Linked DNA regions of Homo sapiens: region 2 is linked to region 1. Evidence: chromatin loops called from intact Hi-C (ENCODE). Cell type or tissue: stomach. All regions are shown on one strand. Links, peaks and the distances in the headings refer to the core of each region. The heading gives the core; the rest is flanking DNA. Region 1 overlaps SRP9 (signal recognition particle 9). Region 2 overlaps TMEM63A (transmembrane protein 63A).

Region 1 (8,957 bases), core at 687-8,686:
AATGCTGTTCAACATGACAAATTTATACAAAACATATTTCAATGTAGTGCCTTCATTTCATTCTTGAGGAATCAACATTACATTTAGGTGGTGAAATACAAATATAATTATCAAATATCGTACTTCTAGTTTACTGGAAAACATAACAGTTGTGACAGTCACACCTAACACCTTGGTTAATTAAAGACAGAAAATGGGCAGGGGTGTCACAGAAGTATGCAAGGATTTGACAGTTCAAACTAATCCATAGCCCTTCTGAGAAACTACAGATGGAAAATATGTAGTAAATATTTCTGTAATATGGTGGTTTCAGTACATTATAGCACAGTGATCATCATTCCATTCATACACTCAAATAACTGCTGCTTCTGATCACTGAAAACTAGATTCAAAGTCATTGCTCAACAAGCTGATACTACAAATCCCTTATATTAACAGGTAGTTTAAATGTGGAAATAAGGCAAAGCATACTTGTTAGTCACAATTACTTTCAGATATAATTGAGACTACACTGCTATACATAATTAGGTACACAGTATGTATAACAATGCATACTATGGTGTGGAGTTAATTCCAATTACCATATTTTATATTTATTGGTCACAACAGCATACATTTTATGCTCCAAAATACATGGATCTGACAAAATGGTTACATTTAATGTTCTTTTAAAGAAAGATGAACTAAATTTAAGAAGAATTGGTTTTTCCTAATATCTCATTTTCAAATTACTGATACAAATTTGCCAGAGAAACAATTACATGTTTTACCTAACATCAAATAATCTCCAGTTTCTAAGACAGATGCATTTCTTGTTCAATTTCCAAAAGTAAATAAAGGCTTTCTAACTGAAAACATTTGCATCCCTAGCTCTCTAAAGTAATTAAAAAGAAAATTACAAAAAATGACCTCTAAGCTTCTGAACAGCCCACTTAGTTACATAAAGTACTTTCTGTCCCAACACTTTCTCTAATTCAAAAGATATTTACTTCCTAAGTACACGACAAAGTCTTCATTTCAAACCATTCACTCAGTTTCCATGGTAACATTGCGGGCTTCCTTGGCTACCATAAGTCGCATTAGTTGACTGTGGAATTTCTCAATCTTCTTTACATCTTGAGCTTGGTCTGTTTTATACACCAAACACTGTCAGAAATTTTAGAAGTACATATTAACTATATAAAACTAGATACTGACAATGTAGAAAACATACAATTGGGTAAAATTTTGAGAGTTTTTCCTACCACTGTTTTGCTCTATTCTCCTTGGAGGTCGTACTAGGGAAATTGCACTCAAGTTTCCAAGCCTCCAGCAATTCCATGTCTTAAAGTACAGTAATTTAAATGCCACTGCTGTGGACAAAAAACTGAATGAAGTCTATTAGAAGCTTCTGAAAAATGTTAAATGTTAAATCCTGCTATGGTCTGATGAGAAGAACTCAAGACTTAGAATTAGATATTTTCTTCCTTCGAATTAGGTATTAGATTATCTCCCTACATATTTTCTCCCAGCCATAAGTAACTGAGTTATGCTGGAAAAAAAAACACAGAAATCTTAAGATCTCTTTTTCTACTGGTGAAATTGGGGGTTTGATAATAATTTTTAGAAAAAAATCTAGAATTCTCTGTGTATAGCTGGTCAACACATAAACCAGGTAAATCTTGATTTTCTTGGCCAGGCGTGGTGGCTTACGCCTGTAATCCCAGCACTCTGGGAGGCCGAGGCAGGCGGACCACCAGGTCAGCAGTTCGAAACCAGCCTGGCCAATATGGTGAAACCCCGTCTCTACTAAAAATACAAAAATTAGCTGGGCGTGGTGGCGTGTGCCTGTAATCCCAGCTACTTAGGAGGCTGAGGCAGGAGAATCGCTTGAACCCAGGAGTGAGGGCTGCAGTGAGCCAAGATCATGCCACTGCACTCCAGCCTGGGCGACAGAGTGAGATTCCGTCTCAAAAAAAAAAAAAAAAAAAATCTTGATTTGCTGAAGGTATGTATTTTTGAGACAGTGTCTCACTCTGTGGCCCAGGTTGGGGGTGTAGTGGTGCAATCTCAGCTCACTGCAACCTGCGTCCTGGGCTCAAGCGATCCTCAGCTTCCTGAGTAGCTGGGACTACAGGCACACACAACCACACCTAGCTAATTTTTCTATTTTTAGTAGAGACGGGGTTTCTCCATGTTGCCCAGGCTTGAAGATATTACTTTTAAATCAAACCAAATTCTTCCTTGTTAGCAGTTAAATTCTTCACTAGATACTTAAGATCTGCTTATGGTTGGTCATAAAGCCATCTGTTGTAGAATCTTCAAAAACAGCAACTTTAAGCTGGCAGCCCTTTCCTCATTTTGTAGTACAGATCCACTTTTCTTCAGCCCATCTTAAAGGTTCACATGAGTTTTAAACAACAGGAACTAATGATCCTATAATAAAAGTCAACAACTTAAATAACTTGAAGTTCAACCTCATCATGCCCAACTGATTTTTTTAAGTGAGCCTTTTAAACAACTCACTTAAAAAAATTTTTATCCACGCATTGTACAAATTTGTGCGGCAATCTTGTAAAAAGGCCATATTAATCTTCATCATCAAAATTTTAGCACATGTCCTATGAGAGAATGTACATACCTTCTCACTGAAATTTCTGACAGAAAAAGATTTTAGGTCCATAGAAGACAGTATTCTAAATCAATTATGGGATTAGAAAAATGATGGATACATGGGATTATAAAAAAGTCGAAGTTAACATGGATCCTTAATTATATTCAATCATTAACAGGGCAAAAAGAGCCATCAATTGGAGATAAGGCCTTTTGTATTAAAATTCGTTCTGCATTTATTCCCTTATTTTATTTTTTTTGAGACCGAGTCTAGTTCTGTCACCCAGGCTAGAGTGCAGTGGCACAATCTTGGCTCATTGCAACCTCTGCCTCCCAGTCCCAGGTTCAAGCGATTCTCCTGCCTCAGCCTCCCAAGTAGCTGAGATTACAGGCACCCACCACCATGCTAATATTTGTATTTTTAGTAGAGACGGGGTTTCACTGTGTTGGTCAGGCTGGTCTCGAACTCCTGACCTCATGATCCGCCCACCTCAGCCTCCCAAAATGCTGGGATTACCAGCACGAGCCACCGCGCCCGGCCTATTCCCCTATTTTTAAGACAGGACATAGGGGTTTTTCTTCAGCAAGTATACCTAACCACTCTGTGACAATCACAATTAAAATTTTTCTGTGTGGAATGTCAAGATTTAAGAAGTACTTAGTGGTTCACACCCATAATCCCAGTGGTTTGGGAGGCTAAGGCAGAAAGATGGCTTGAGTCCAGGAGTTCCAGATCAACCTGGGCAATATAATGAGACCCTGTCTTGACAAAAAAATTTAAAAATTAGCTGAGTGTGGTGGTGCACACCTGTAGTCTCTGCTATTCAGGAGGCTGAAGCAAGAGGACCGCTTGAGCCCAGGAGGTCGAGGATGCAGTGAGCTATGATCATGCCACTGCACTGCAGCCTGAGCAATAGAGCAAGACACTGTCTCTAAAAAAAAAAAAAAGCAATCAACCAACCAATCAACAAACAAAAGAATACATGTACTCAATCTACCAAGGGTAAGCACTCATGTTAGATACTTTCATATATTTTTTTACTATCACTATGATACTTTACAGATGAGGAAATTGAGACCAGAAGGCTAAATTTTTGGCCTAAACTTTTCCAAGGCCAAAATGCTAGTAAATGACTAAGCTAGGATTCACATCTCTTCAATCTATGTCTAGTATACTACATCTCGATTCACTCTTCCTTTTCCACATGTTTAGCTACTCACTACATTCAATTGGTTCTTAGAAGACATGGTAATCACTAAAAGGTCTAACTTCATGCAGTCTCATCATAATGGAACCCTGAACACAAATACAATATATGACCAAAGACAAAAAGTGATTTTTAAAATCACTCTATAAAATTTTCAAAAGAACTAACTATTTAAAAAATGTTTACTGAGTGCTCTCTGGGTCAAGACATCATAGTAGGCAATGGAAATAAGACATGTAAGAATATTACTGATCTATCTCTATTGTCTTGAAGGGCAGTCTATTAAAAAGACAAATGTGATAAAAGAATTGTGATACAGCACAAAAAGCCAAAATGAAAAGCAAGAAATGAAGTAATCCTCAAGTTGGGTTTTGAAAGATAAGCAGCAGTCTGGCCACATTAGGGGTGGAGGTGGGATTCAATATTGCAAAGGAGGAAACAGAATGTTTGAAAGCACTGAGGCCTAACACATCACAGCACATTAAAGGAGCTCTTACATAATACAGAAATGACAGAGATTAGAGAGGATGCAAGGGTGGAGTTTAAAGGTTTCTAAGCAAGGGAGTAACAATCAAATTAGCCTTTCAGAAATCACTCTGGGGCTGGGCGTGGTGGATCACACCTGTAATCCCAGCACTTTGGGAGGCCGAGGTGGGTGGATCGCTTGAGGTCAGGAGTTCAACTCCAGCCGCCTGGGCGACATGGTGAAATCTCATCTCTACTAAAAATACAAAAATTAGCTGGGTGTGGTGGTGCCCACCTGTAATCCCACCTACTTGGGAGGCCGAGGCAGGAGAATTGCTTGAACCCGGAAGGCAGAGGTTGCAGTGAGCCAAGAATGAACCATTGCACTCCAGTCTGGGTAATAGAGCCAGACTCCTTCTTTAAAAAAAAAAAAAAAAAAAAGTCCAGGCACAGTGGCTCACGCCTATAATCCCAACACTTTGGGAGGCCAAGGCGGGCAGATCACGAGGTCAGGAGTTCGAGACCATCCTGGCTAACAGGGTGAAACCCCGTCTCTACTAAAAATACACAAAATTAGCCAGGCGTGGTGGCGGGCGCCTGTAGTCCCAGCTACTCAGGAGGCTGAGGCAGGAGAATGGCGTGAACCCAGGAGGCAGTTTGCAGTGAGCCGAGATTGCGCCACTGCACTCCAGCCTGGGCGACAGAGCGAGACTCCATCAAACAAACAAACAAATAAAAAGAAAAGGCCAGGCGCAGTGGCTCACCCCTGTAATCTCAGCACTTTCAGAGGCCAAGGTGGGTGGATCATGAGGTAAAGAGATGGAGACCATCCTGGTCAACATGGTGAAAACCCCGTCTCTACTAAAAAAAAAAAAAAAAAAAATTAGTTGGGCGTGGTGGTGCACGGCTGTAGTCCCAGCTACTCAGGAGGCTGAGGCAGGAGAATCACTTGAACCCAGGAGGTGGAGGCTGCAGTGAGCAGAGATCGCCCACTGCACTCCAGCCTTGCAACAGAGCGAGACTCCGTCTAAATAGAAATCACTCTGGGCTGTGCACTGTGGCCCATGTGTGTAATCCCAGCAACTTGGGAGGCTGAGTGGGAGGACTGCTTGAAGCCAGGAGTTCAAGACCAGCCTGGGCAACATAGCGATATCCTGTCTCTAAAAAAATTTTTTTAATTAAAAAAAATCCCCAGATTTCTGACCACGTGGAAAATAATGCAACTAAAGGTAGGAAGGTAGGAACAGAAGAAGCAGCTAGTTTTTTTGTTTGTTTTTTTGAGATGGAGTCTTGCTGTGTCACCCAGGCTGGAGTGCAGTGGCACGATCTCTGCTCACTGCAAGCTCCACCTCCCAGGTTTATGCCATTCTCCTGCCTCAGCCTCCTGAGTAGCTGGGACTACAGGTGCCCGCCACCATGCCTGGCTAATTTTTTTGTATTTTTAGTAGAGATGGGGTTTCACCGTGTTAGCCAGGATGGTCTCGATCTCCTGACCTTGTGATCTGCCCACTTGACCTTCCAAAATGCTGGGATTACAGGCATGAGAAAGAGCTAGTTTAAGAACAGATGATAGGCCGGGTGGGGTGGTTCATGCCTGTAATCCCACCATTTTCGGAGGCCGAGACGGGTGGATCACGAGGTCAGGAGATCCAGATCATCCTGGCCAACATGGTGAAACCCTGTCTCTACTAAAAATACAAAAAAAAATTAGCTGGGCGTGGTGGTGGGTGCCTGTAGTCCCAGCTACTCGGGAGGCTGAGGCAGAAGAATGGCATGAACCCGGGAGGCAGAGCTTGCAGTGAGCCGAGATCACACCACTGCACTCCAGCCTGGGCGACAGAGCAAGACTCCGTCTCAAAAAAAAAAAAAAAAAAAAAAAAAAAAAAAAAAAGAACAGGTGATAAACTCCACTGTAGATAAGTGAATTTTGAGGGTATGTGAGATACAGATGCTAGTCAGAAAGTCAGAAGAATATGAACTAAACACACATTTGCAAGTAGACATAGACAGATGCAGTATTAGACTCAGTTAAATGAACTGCTCCAGAAGCTGTTATGAAAAGACAATCAAGGACAGAATCCTAGAGAAGCACATATATATGGGGCACATCAAAAAAAAAACAATCAGCAAAGAAGAATGAAACAACAGAAACACAGAATAGTAAGGCCAAGATAAAACAGAACCACAAGTGCCAAAATAATTATTTCTATGAAAGAGTGGGCTTCTGTATCAAAAGCAGCAAGGAGGTCAAATAACATATGAATAATAAGACCACTGGGTTTGAAAAGAAAGGAGCTGCTGATGTGCTCTCACAAAGAGCAGTTTCGCTGGAGTACCATATGCAGAAAACAAATGGCAGAGGGTTAAGGAATGAATGGGATATGAGGAAGTAACAAGAATGAGCATATCAAAGACAGGAAATACAATAAAGCCTGTAAGTTGTGTTCAAACACTGTCATTTAAAGGAAACTTTTACTCCCTTACATCCAATTTGGTCTCTACATTTCTGTTGCTTAAGGTCTGAAGACAGCACTTATTAAAGACACTTGACATAATGCATTAAGAAAGCAGGTTAAATAATTTCCTGAGGGTCTATAAAAGTAGCTGCTAGAATGAGGTTCTTCATCTTTAAATGAAATGCAAAATAAGCATCCTAATGGGTAATCTCCATAAACTCTAAGTAAATAATTTCAAACAAATAATTAACTCAAACAAATCTGAAAGTATGTAACAAATAAAAATGTATACTTACAACTAAATCATCTGTTACTTTAACACACAAGTTCCCATCAGAATGCCTATATTTGAGAACCACACGTGCCTGAAACAAAAATACATATTTAGAAACAGTGAAGACAAATGACATTTCTTATAAATAATTTAGTCTTCAGGTAGGCTGAAAAGGATCCTTTTAGAATAAATACCCCCAAACATCTAAAGGCATTTTTACTATAAACTAAACCGAAATGAAGTTAAAAAAAAAATCAGCTATTTTAGTTCATTCCTTTGCTACCATTTATTTAAGACTTAAAAAGTTGGATATTTTATTTGCAGCCAGTTTGAAGAGATGTACTGAACATTCTCAAAACACATCCACATTCAGGGAATGTCTGTGAGACTTATAAGGTGGCATTTCTTGCCAATAAGAATATACACCAACACACCTAGCCACAGAGGAATGACAGGAAAGGGAGGAAAACATTTAGCAGAAATGGCTAGTTAAAAAGTCCAAATCCATTCATTAGCAAACAGTGCTGCAGGTCAGTGCAACTCACACTTTCCATTTTTCCACAAATCTTAGCAAGCAGATTCAGACTAAAATATTCAGCAAAATCAGGTCTTTATCACGAAGGTAGAACATAACGCATTATTACATAAAAGCAGAATTCTGCCTTGAAGTCTCCACCAACAACTTTTCCAAAAACCAGAATAACTCCTATACTGAAGTTCCATGTTACACAATACTTTATGTTCAATATTCTACAGATTGCCAAGGCATTTAGATATTAGCATATTCCTATAAGACATCTCCCAAGAACACTTCCACGAACATTATTTTTTTTCAGTGATGGATTCAAGCACAGTGTATCGCAGTTTTTCCCTAACCAGTATCAGTAACTCTTGTTTAGCTAGCTGTTTTAAAAACTGCTAAGTATCGGCCAGGCGCGGTGGCTCACGCCTGTAATCTCAGCACTTTGGGAGGCCAAGGCGGGTGGATCATAAAGTCAGGAGATTGAGACCATCCTGGCTAACACGGTGAAACCCCGTCTCTACTAAAAAATACAAAAAATTAGCCGGGCGTGGTGATGAGTGCCTGCAGTCCCAGCTAATCGGGAGGCTGAGGCAAGAGAATGGTGTGAACCAGGGAGGTGGAGCTTGCAGTGAGCCGAGATCGCACCATTGCACTCCAGCCTGGGGACAGAGCGAGACTCCATTTCAAAAAAAATAAATAAATAAAATAAAATAAAATAAAAACTGCTACTTATCTACAAGCCAGAACAGAAACATAATTTTAAAATGGTTACAATCTAGCACCAGAGGCCTCAAGACAATTCTGGAAACTAAATAAAAAGGGCTAATGGAACTGCAACCTACAGCTTTCCCCATTACGGTCTTTGCATTCCTGAGACTGAAAAAAAAAAGTTACATCACTATATGCGATTTGTCTGAGTGAAGGAGGAAAGGGAACTCATCAAGCATTTAAGCAGGTATAAATAGTAGTAACTAGGTTAATTATCTTTAGAATACCTGATTCTATTTATTTATCTAGTAAATTCAGTTTTACACATTTTAAAAATTCAGTTCTCTAGAAACGAAACACTTAAAAATATACTAAGCATGACAACTATGTGAAGTTTTAACTCTCAGTTAAAGGAACACTCACTGGTTTCATTTAGGAGAAATGAGAGTTAAAAGGCCAATCATGGCTGGGTGCAGTGGCTCATGCCTATAATCCCAGCACTTTGGGAGGGCAGGAGTTCACTCACGAGGTCAGGAGTTCGAGACCAGTCTGGCCAACATGGTGAAACCCCGTCTCTACTAAAAATACAAAAATTAGCTGGGCATGGTGGTGGGTGTCTGTAATCCCAGCTACTCGGGAGGCTGAGGCAGGAGAATCGCTTGAACTCGGGAGGCGGAGGTTGCAGTGAGCTGAGATTGCACCACTGCACTCCAGCCTGGACAACAAAAGCA
Region 2 (8,957 bases), core at 374-8,373, 79 kb before region 1:
GCCTGGGCATATTCCCAACTTTATTCTTTTTTTTTTTTTCTTTTTTGAGATGGAGTCTCACTGTGTCACCCAGGCTGAAGTTGCAGTAGTGGGATCTCGACTCACTGCAACCTCCACCTCCCAGGTTCAAGCAATTCTCCTGCCTCAGCCTCCTGAGTTGCTGGGATTATAGGCATGTGCCACCACACTTGGCTAATTTTTTTTTTTTTTTAGTATTTTTTAGTAGAGACAGTTTCACCGTGTTGGCCAGGCTGGTCTCGAACTCCTGACCTCAGGTGATCCACCTGCCTCAGCCTCCCAAAGTGCTGGGATTACAGGTGTGAGCCACTGCGCCCAGCCCTAACTTTATTCTGAATGTGATTTCTTAGAAGCAGGACAGGGCTGTGAGATGACTGTATTTACGTACCTTTCCCACACACGTAACTTGGGCACAAATGTTTCTAGCAACATCAGATGGAGTGCTGGTATTCCTTTACCTCGAGTATGGTACAGGGGCTAAGACGGGCTCTGGAATTTATATCATGTGAGATCCTGAAAGTTATGCAAATTTCCTGTGCCTTTATTTCCTCATATGTGAACAAAAATGTGGGGATAGCGATCGAACCATCTCATAAGAGTGTGGTGAGGATGATATGAGACACTTCATGCAGAGCCCCGAGGCCTGTTCCACTGCTCATTAAGATTCCTCTGTGTCTTGGCCAGTGATGACCAGATCCTGGAATGGTGTGGGGAGGACGCCATCCACTACCTGTCCTTCCAGAGGCACATCATCTTCCTGTTGGTGGTGGTCAGCTTTTTGTCCCTGTGTGTCATCCTGCCTGTCAACCTCTCAGGGGACTTGCTGGGTAATGACCCTCCTCACCCTTGTCTATGTTGTAATGGGGCAGAGTGGCAGTCCTAGGGAAAGGGCTCACTGTGGTAGACCAGAACCCCAGGAGTCATGCCCCACTTCAGATGTAAGATGGTCTCAGGGTGACTCTGAACATTTCTATCTGATTAAAGATCTGGAGCAAACCTAGGCTAAAACTGGGGCCCCAATATCAATGTCTGGTTCTATTTAAATAGGGAAAAAAGCCCCCCAAGATTTACAGAATCAGGGGCTATCAGAGAGTCTTTTATACTTTCCTGCCCTCACCCAAATTAGGAGGTCACAATTAATGGACCCAGAAGATATCCATGATACTTAATTAAAATCAGGGTGTGGCATTATATCTAAGGGCAACTGCAAGAATCCACCTTCCAAAATGCCACCATGAATCCACTTAGGATACCCAGTGGTTCCCAACGTTGGTTTTGTAACAACATAGGATGTTTTTAGTTTTCTCAAAACAAAATGAATTCACATTATGCCTTTACCTGCAATGGAAGGTTGAGAAGTTATCAGGGAGCATTTTGGTTTCAAGCAGAGGCCTTGATGGTGTAGCTCTGGAAAGACCAGTCAGACGTTGTCTTCCTGCTGGTCCAGACATGCTCCTCCTCCCCAGAGCTCCACAAACCAAGGCTGATTGGTTACGCCCCCTCCTGCTTCCCCACATGACCCTGGAACTAAGTATCTGTGCTTCTCTGCAGACAAAGACCCGTATAGTTTTGGGAGGACAACAATAGCAAACCTACAGACTGAGTGAGTATGGAGCCCGTGGGGATAGGTGCTGATGGGTGAGATCAAGGAGAAGGCAGGTCAGGAGCCCGGGGCAGGCCAGAGGTACTCCAAAGGGGGCCGGCTGGTATCTGAAGGCCCCTTGCAGCTAGTGAGTTGTTGAGCTGTGGGCATGAACACGCCACAGGCAGACACTGTTTTGCCAGGGTTTTAAGAAACACGGAGGGTCCTGTGGATCTGGAGTTCATTTGTCAGGACAGGGATGGGGACCCCTCTGAAGTATTCACTGTGGGCTGAGGGGTGCTGGCCACACAACCTCTGTGGGAGGCATCTCTTGCAGTGAAGCTGTTGGTCCTCAGTTCAGTGCCCACTGAGGGTAACCAGGCCCCAGCTCTGCACCCCCAGCTCCCTGCCTGGGATCCCAGCCCTGATGGCAGGTGGTTTCCCTCTCAGCAATGACCTCCTTTGGCTGCACACCATCTTTGCTGTCATTTACCTCTTCCTCACTGTGGGTTTCATGCGGCACCACACTCAGTCCATTAAGTACAAAGAGGAGAACCTGGTGAGTGAGGCGGGACTTAGGGACATGTGCTGGGAGGGACTCAGGTGGGAGTCGGAGTGGAAGGGCCTCCCAGGCTCTGCCACAGGCCCTGACTGCAATGAGCTCTGGGAGGGCCTCAGGAGCCCCGCTTGCTTATTCTTGCTCACACTTGGCACCATCTTTAAAAAAAACAGTTTCCTGGTGGATTGTTTCAAGATTTGGACAGTTACTGGTGCTAAGTAAAGAAATTTGGGTTGAGAGCAGCCCTTTCTCTTTGCCGCCCACAGCTTCACAGGGGAGGGGAGCTTCTGTGGCTTGGTTCCAGGCCTGGGTCCTCCTCTGATCTGCTGTGTGACCGCATTTGAGTCACTTCCCCTCTTTCTCAGTCTCCTGCCATGCAAAGAAGGCTCATAGAGTTGCTTTGGAAGTGGATTCTTTGTACAGCCTGGAAGAAGACGCTGTGTAAATGACATGCTTTGGGGGCTCCCCCGGCCACAGAAGGAGAAAACTGGAGCCTTCTGATTTCCTGTTGTTTACTTTCCAGAGGCTGGAGTTGGGTAGGAAACCTGAGCATACCGGCACACTGGCTTGTGGGTGACTTCTCTCCCTGCTGTATTTCCCGGACAGGTGAGGCGGACCCTGTTCATCACAGGACTCCCCAGAGATGCCAGGAAGGAGACTGTGGAGAGCCACTTCCGGTAAGCAGGTGGGGTGGGAGGGGAGCTGAGCCCCCTCCACGTAGGACCAACACAGCCCCACCCGCAGGGCGAGCACCTTAGGTGAGCGCCTTCTGTCTCTCGCTTGGGTATCCAGGTGAGATCTGAGAAGGACCTGGCCCTGCCACACGTGTATGGAGTGGCTCCTGTGTGCCAGCCCTGCTGGTGCTGTGCAGTGAATAGCGCCCTGGTGGCCTATCCTCTTCAAGCAGCCTGTGCACAGTGTCCAGAGCACAGACCAGGGTGTAGGTGCGAATAAACGTCTTGAGAGCATACGGGGGAAAAAATTGTTGACCCCGGGGTTCTTAGCATCACCTTTGCAGAATAAGAGAGACGTGAGCTGAGCATTTGTATGGACCCACAGGGCTAGGGTCTCACAGGTGGAAGGACCTCGGGGCCATCTCTGCGTTTGTTCGTTTGTCCACCCACTGAGCGGGTGTCTGTTGAGTGAGCACTGTGTCTGAGTCCAGGCTCTCCCTGGTAGAACCTCCTTTCCAGCGGCTCCCTTTGAGTATCTGCACCACCAATTCCTGCAGATGGAGGCTGGAGGAAAGTCTTTCCTGTGAGGAGATTACGTGTGCAGCCAGGGATGCGGGGAAAGGCCCAGAGCATCAGGAAAGGTGGCGGTGGGGTGCAGGGGGGCAGGGCAAGCAGTCCGGGAAGGCTCCCAGGACCCCATGCTGGAGGACCTGAAGGCTGGGCTGAGGAGCTGACATTTTATTCTTTCTTCATTCCTTTTTTTGTAATCTTATTTTTTTAGAGACAGGGTCTTGCTCTGTTGCCCAGGCTAGAGTTCAGTAGTGCAATAATAGCTTACTGCGGCCTCAACTCCTGGACTTAAGGCATCTTCCTGCCTCAGCCTCCCAAGTAGCTGGGACTGCAGACACATGGCACCACACCCAGCTAATTTTTAAATTTTTTATGGAGATAGAGTCTTGCTATGTTGCCCAGGCTGGTCTCGAATTGCTGGGCTCAAGTGATCCTCCTGCCTTGCCCTCCCAAAGTGCTGGGATTACAGGCGTGAGCCACCATGCCCGGCCTCTCTTCATTCCTTATCAATACAGCAGCCACTAATTTGTTGCATGGACTAGGAGTTGGCTGCACTTTAACTTTGCACTATTTGTGAAGAAAGCACTTGCTAAGCAAATTGCTAGACAGGATCGTAAACTGAATGTTTAAAATTTGAAAAACTTCTTCAGAAACTCTAAGTATTTTAGAAATATTTACTAATATGTAAATACTCAATACCAGAATCATTTTTCTGTATTTCCTTGAAGCAACTCCTCAAAGTTGCCTGCTAGGCAACACCTGGAAACAGTAATTCCACTTAATGTATAACTTTAAAGAGAAAAAAAAAGTCTCCTCATTCTCATACAAACATTGCATGACTCATGCTTTCCCCTATTTTAAGAGGCCTTTTTAGTGAATGCTGTTGCAGTCCGTGGGGATTGATGTATGAATTTGCCTTTCAAGCAGGGATGCTTAAATTGCAGTTTTCTTCCTCACAGCTCTTATTGAGACCAGAAATTGTCCTACTGTTTAATTTCATGATTGATATACCTATGGGCTGTCTCTCTCACTAAAATGTAAGCACATCCAGGCCCTGTTACCAGCACCTAGAACAGTGCCTGGCAGGTGGTAGGTGGGGATTTACATGGTTCTGGAATCCCCTGGAATTGTATGTATAATTTTGCGTGTATGGTGAGGGGGTATTGCATGGTGGCCATGAGCATTGACCTTGGAGCCAGGTTGCCTGTATTCACCTCCTGGCTCAGACACTCACTAGCTGTGTGATCTTGGGCACAAGCCACTTACCTCTGTCGGCCTCAGTTTACTCATCTGTAAAATGGGGACAAAACCTCACAGGTTATGATGAGGATTAAATAAATAAATATATGTAACAATACCTGGTCAATAGTGAGTATGTATTTTGCTGGGTTTTTTTTTTTTTTTTTTTTTTTTTTGAGACGGAGTCTCACTCTGTTGCCCAGGCTGGAGTGCAGTGGGGCAATCTTGCTCACTGCAACCTCTGCCTCCCAGGTTCAAGTGATTCTCGTGCCCCAGCCTCCCAAGTAGCTGGATTACAGGTGTGTGCCACCACACCTGGCTAATTTTTGTATTTTTAGTAGAGACAGCGTTTCACCACATTGGCCAGGCTGGTCGCAAACTCCTGACCTCAAGTGATCCACCCGGCTCAGCCTCCCGAAGTGCTGGGATTACAGGCATGAGCCACCGCACCTGGCCTTGCTGGTTGTTAATATGTGTGTAGATATTTTCTGGTCTGAGGGTCCTTTGCTTTCATTAGACCCTCTGAAAGGTCTGTGACCTTAAAAAAGGCTACCTGAATAGGATTTCAGTGATGGCTCAAGGTAGATACTGACCTAGCACAAACAATAAATCTGTTCCTTTGGGTCTTTAGAGGGGATAGTGATGTGTTCATTTTTCCCCAGGAGAAGTGCCAGCTGATTCCAAGCCAAGTGGGTATAAACTTGTCAGTTCCAGGCAGTTAGCTTCATACTACTAAAAAAGGCTAGCGGGGTGCAGTGACTCACGCCTACAATCCCAGCACTTTGGGAGGGTGAGACAGGAGGAGTGCTTGAGGCCAGAAGTTCGAAATCAGCCTGGGCAACATAGCGAGACCCCGTCTCTACAAAAAATAAAAATCAGCCTGGTGGCATGTGCCTGTAGCCCCAGCTACTCAGGAGGCTGAGGTGGGAGGATTGATTGAGCCCAGAAGGTTGAGGCTACAGTGAGCCATGATTGTGCCACTGTACAGCAGCCTGGGTGACAGAGTGAGACCCTGTCTCTAAACAAAACAAAACAAAACAAAAGCCCTCTTTGTATTAAATTTCAAAATTTCCCCCTTTTGGAGGATAAAAGACAAAGAGAAGAGAGGTCTCCGCTGGCACAGAAACCAGCAGCGAGATCACTCTGCCATCCTTTCCCTTGGATCCGTGGGCACGTCTCCTGCTTGGGGTGTTTTCTTTTCCAACGGTGTCTTTTGCCTCCTTCTCTCCCTGGCCACAGGGACGCGTATCCCACGTGTGAGGTGGTTGATGTGCAGCTGTGCTACAACGTGGCCAAACTGATCTACCTGTGCAAGGAGAAGTGAGTGGTGGGCGGGCCTTGCAAGATGCCCCCTCCTTCCTTGCTGGCCTCGCATCTCCCAGCTAGGAAGGGAGGCGGGAGGCCCTGGACCCCTCCTTCTCCCCTGGCGTTCGATGGTTGAACTGTGGGTATGGGGGTCCCTGCCACAGGATTCTAAATCTGAGGTTTGTGCCCCCGCTCCCACCCCTACAGAAAGAAGACTGAGAAGAGCCTGACCTATTACACAAACCTGCAGGTGAAGACAGGCCAGCGGACCCTCATCAACCCCAAGCCCTGTGGCCAGTTTTGCTGCTGTGAAGTGCTGGGCTGTGAGTGGGTAAGGGTCCCACCCCCCGGCTGGGAGCAGAGGCATTGGCATCGGGGTGCCCCAGATACCAGCATGGGGCCACGTCATCCCAATGGGATGTGTCTTGTGGCAGGAAGACGCCATCTCTTACTACACACGGATGAAGGACAGGCTGCTGGAGAGGATCACAGAGGAAGAACGCCACGTCCAGGACCAGCCCCTGGGAATGGCCTTCGTCACCTTCCAGGAGAAGTCCATGGCCACCTAGTGAGTGTAGGCACATCCAGACCCCTTCTTGGCTGACTCCCTGTTCCCCTCCAGATAACTCACTGTCCCTCTCGAGTGGAGATGGTACTGCTGACCCACCATCCCTGGGATTTATCTGTGGTGTTTCCTTCTCCTCCCTCAGCTACCCACACTCACTTTCAGCCAGCCCAGCCCATGTTTGTGTAACAGGCGGTGGGGGTGTGGGCAGCAGCCACGGAGTGGGTGATTCTGGCTGACCCCCTCGAGCTGATGTGGCCTGGCCCCACTGCTGGGCTCTTCCCTGCTGCCCTGGACCCATCCTGTTGGCTTCATGTGCCAGCCTTGCCCCAGGGGAGATGGAGGCACCCTCCTTTCAGACATCTGCTCTGGGCCACAGATCCTTCTGTCTGTGGCTCCCCACCTTCCCACAAATGCAAAGCTGTGGGGAAGACCCCTGGGGCACGCTGGGGCGCTCACTGCAGTGGGGAGCTTGACCCTGGGGAGTGGCTTTTCACAGTGGCCCTTGGCATGGGACTCTAGGCTCTCATGCCTGTGGTCTCAGTGTCATCTCGCCTTAGGAGCAGCACAGGGTGGGTCGGGAGAGGGGTGTGGAAAGGTGTCCAGCCACTGCCCCAGGCATTGTGACACTAGGAATGGACTCACACAGGACTTCCTGCCTCCTTGCAGACACTGGGGCAGGAGGAAAGGGGAAGGCATCTGAGGCAGGAGTAGAGGGGCTGCTGGGCTCCTTACGGGAGGTTAAAGGAGGAAAAGCTGTGACCTGTTGAGATGGTGAGGGTCGAGGTGGGAGCCCTGAGGAGGGAAGCTTGGGAACAGGCAATGTGTAACGTGGTCTATTGCTACACTTGGGCCTGGGGAAAAAGTGACAGAATGAAAAGTTGAGCCACTGGCCTGGCAGTAGCACTGATCAGAGCTCCAGCTTAACAGGCAGGGTGGAGGGGGATGGCCCTATGGAAGAGCAGTGTGTTGCCCTCAGTTTCCTTATCTGTAAAATGGGAATCGTACTCCCTTTGTTGCTGGTGGTTGCGAGGATTAAACAAAATTCTCCACACACTGTGCTAGCGTGGCACCTCTTACATAGCGTTACTCATAATACACTAATCACAACAAAGCAAAGGTCCTATGCCACTGCCTCCCACTCCTACTCAGTCCCCACTTGCCACATGTGTGCTTGGTAACCTGAGTAGCCTGGGCCTGGCTGTTGCTACATTTCCTTGCAGCATCCTGAAAGATTTCAATGCCTGCAAGTGTCAGAGCCTTCAGTGCAAAGGTGAGCCCCAGCCGTCCTCCCATAGCAGGGAGCTCTATACCTCCAAGTGGACAGTCACCTTTGCTGCTGACCCTGAGGACATCTGCTGGTAAGCTCCTAGACCAAGGAGAGGTGGGAGAGAGGCCTGGGTTCCTGGTGGGAGCTGCCCATCACCTGGAGCACAGGTGTGACCTGGCAGTCAATGGAGATCTCCACACATCTGCAATTCTGTGGGCTGTGATGCTGTGATGTGCTCGGTGTGGCCCAACTGGGGTATCTGCCCAGCCCTTCCCTCCAGTGTTCCTCCCTAGCATTCAAGTGCTACCCAGCAGAAATATAATGCCAGTTCTGCATCTAATTTTAAATTTCCTAATAGCCATGCTAAAAAAGTAAAAAGAAACAGTTGAAATTAATTTTAATAATGTATCTCGCCCAATATATCCAAACTGTTATTTCAACATGCAATTTTTGAAAAATGTGAGATGTTTTACATTCTCTTTTTCACACTTAGTCTTCAATATCTGGTGTGTATTTTACACTTCTAGCACCTCTCAATTCACACCAGCCACATTTAAAATGCTCAGTAGCCGCATGCAGCTTGTGCAGCCTTACTTAGGTCCAGTGTCAGCCTGGGGCCGTGCTGGGGAGCTGAGCTGTGTCCATGGGGGCCCTGGTGAGCCTCCAGTGCTGTGCTGAGGGTAAGGGCACCCAGCGCAAGCCCCAGCGCAGCTGCCTGTCCAGCCCTGCCTCAGCTCCTTGCACAGAATGAGCTTGAAGTGCTCCCCTCTGCTCGGTTCTAGTTCTGCCTCTGACAGTTTTGCTCTTTGGTTCACAAGGCTTCCTAAACTCAGGATTGCTTTGTGGGTCTGTTCTTTGGGATGAGAGGCCAGGGCAGGTGCAAGCTATGCCTTCACTCCTTTGTCCCTGCCTTCCTCCTTCCTGTACCCCAGCTACAGCCCCGTTGGGAAGAATGTGTCGTTAGTCACAAAGCATTGCAGATGTGTCTAAGAAATGCCACGCTGGGGCCGGGCGTGGTGCTCACACCTGTAATCCCAGCACTTCGAGAGGCTGAGGCAGGCGGATTGCCTGAGCTCAGGATTTCAAGACCACCCTGGGTAACATGGTGAAACCCTGTCTCTACTAAAAATACAAAAAAATTAGCTGGGTGTGGTGGTACACGCCTATAGTCCCAG

The links. Peaks named below come from ENCODE experiments on the same cell type or tissue, not always from the same donor. Only the 100,000 strongest peaks of a DNase experiment are listed, where the experiment ranks them.
Region 2: a loop joins it to region 1, with 2.3 times the contacts of the local background. A loop is called at or near these places in 10 of 110 quality-filtered maps.

The regions. Positions count from the first base shown.
Region 1 is chr1:225,781,429-225,790,385 of GRCh38, reverse strand. It overlaps SRP9 (signal recognition particle 9), which reads right to left. Exons shown (of 3, transcript NM_003133.6): 2 at 7,018-7,086; 3 at 1-1,146. The coding sequence ends at 1,027. Among named protein-coding and RNA genes, the nearest start is that of SRP9, 8.1 kb to the right of the region's middle. RefSeq lists an enhancer at 8,338-8,837. In stomach, for the core only: no CTCF peak of the experiment used is centred there; no DNase peak of the experiment used is centred there.
Region 2 is chr1:225,859,776-225,868,732 of GRCh38, reverse strand. It overlaps TMEM63A (transmembrane protein 63A), which reads left to right. Exons shown (of 25, transcript NM_014698.3): 7 at 703-845; 8 at 1,570-1,621; 9 at 2,051-2,159; 10 at 2,766-2,836; 11 at 5,882-5,962; 12 at 6,155-6,278; 13 at 6,382-6,515; 14 at 7,736-7,873. Among named protein-coding and RNA genes, the nearest start is that of TMEM63A, 18 kb to the left of the region's middle. RefSeq lists silencers at 4,018-4,218, 4,357-4,557. In stomach, for the core only: no CTCF peak of the experiment used is centred there; a DNase peak (open chromatin) is centred at 4,252; H3K27ac peaks cover 3,298 bases.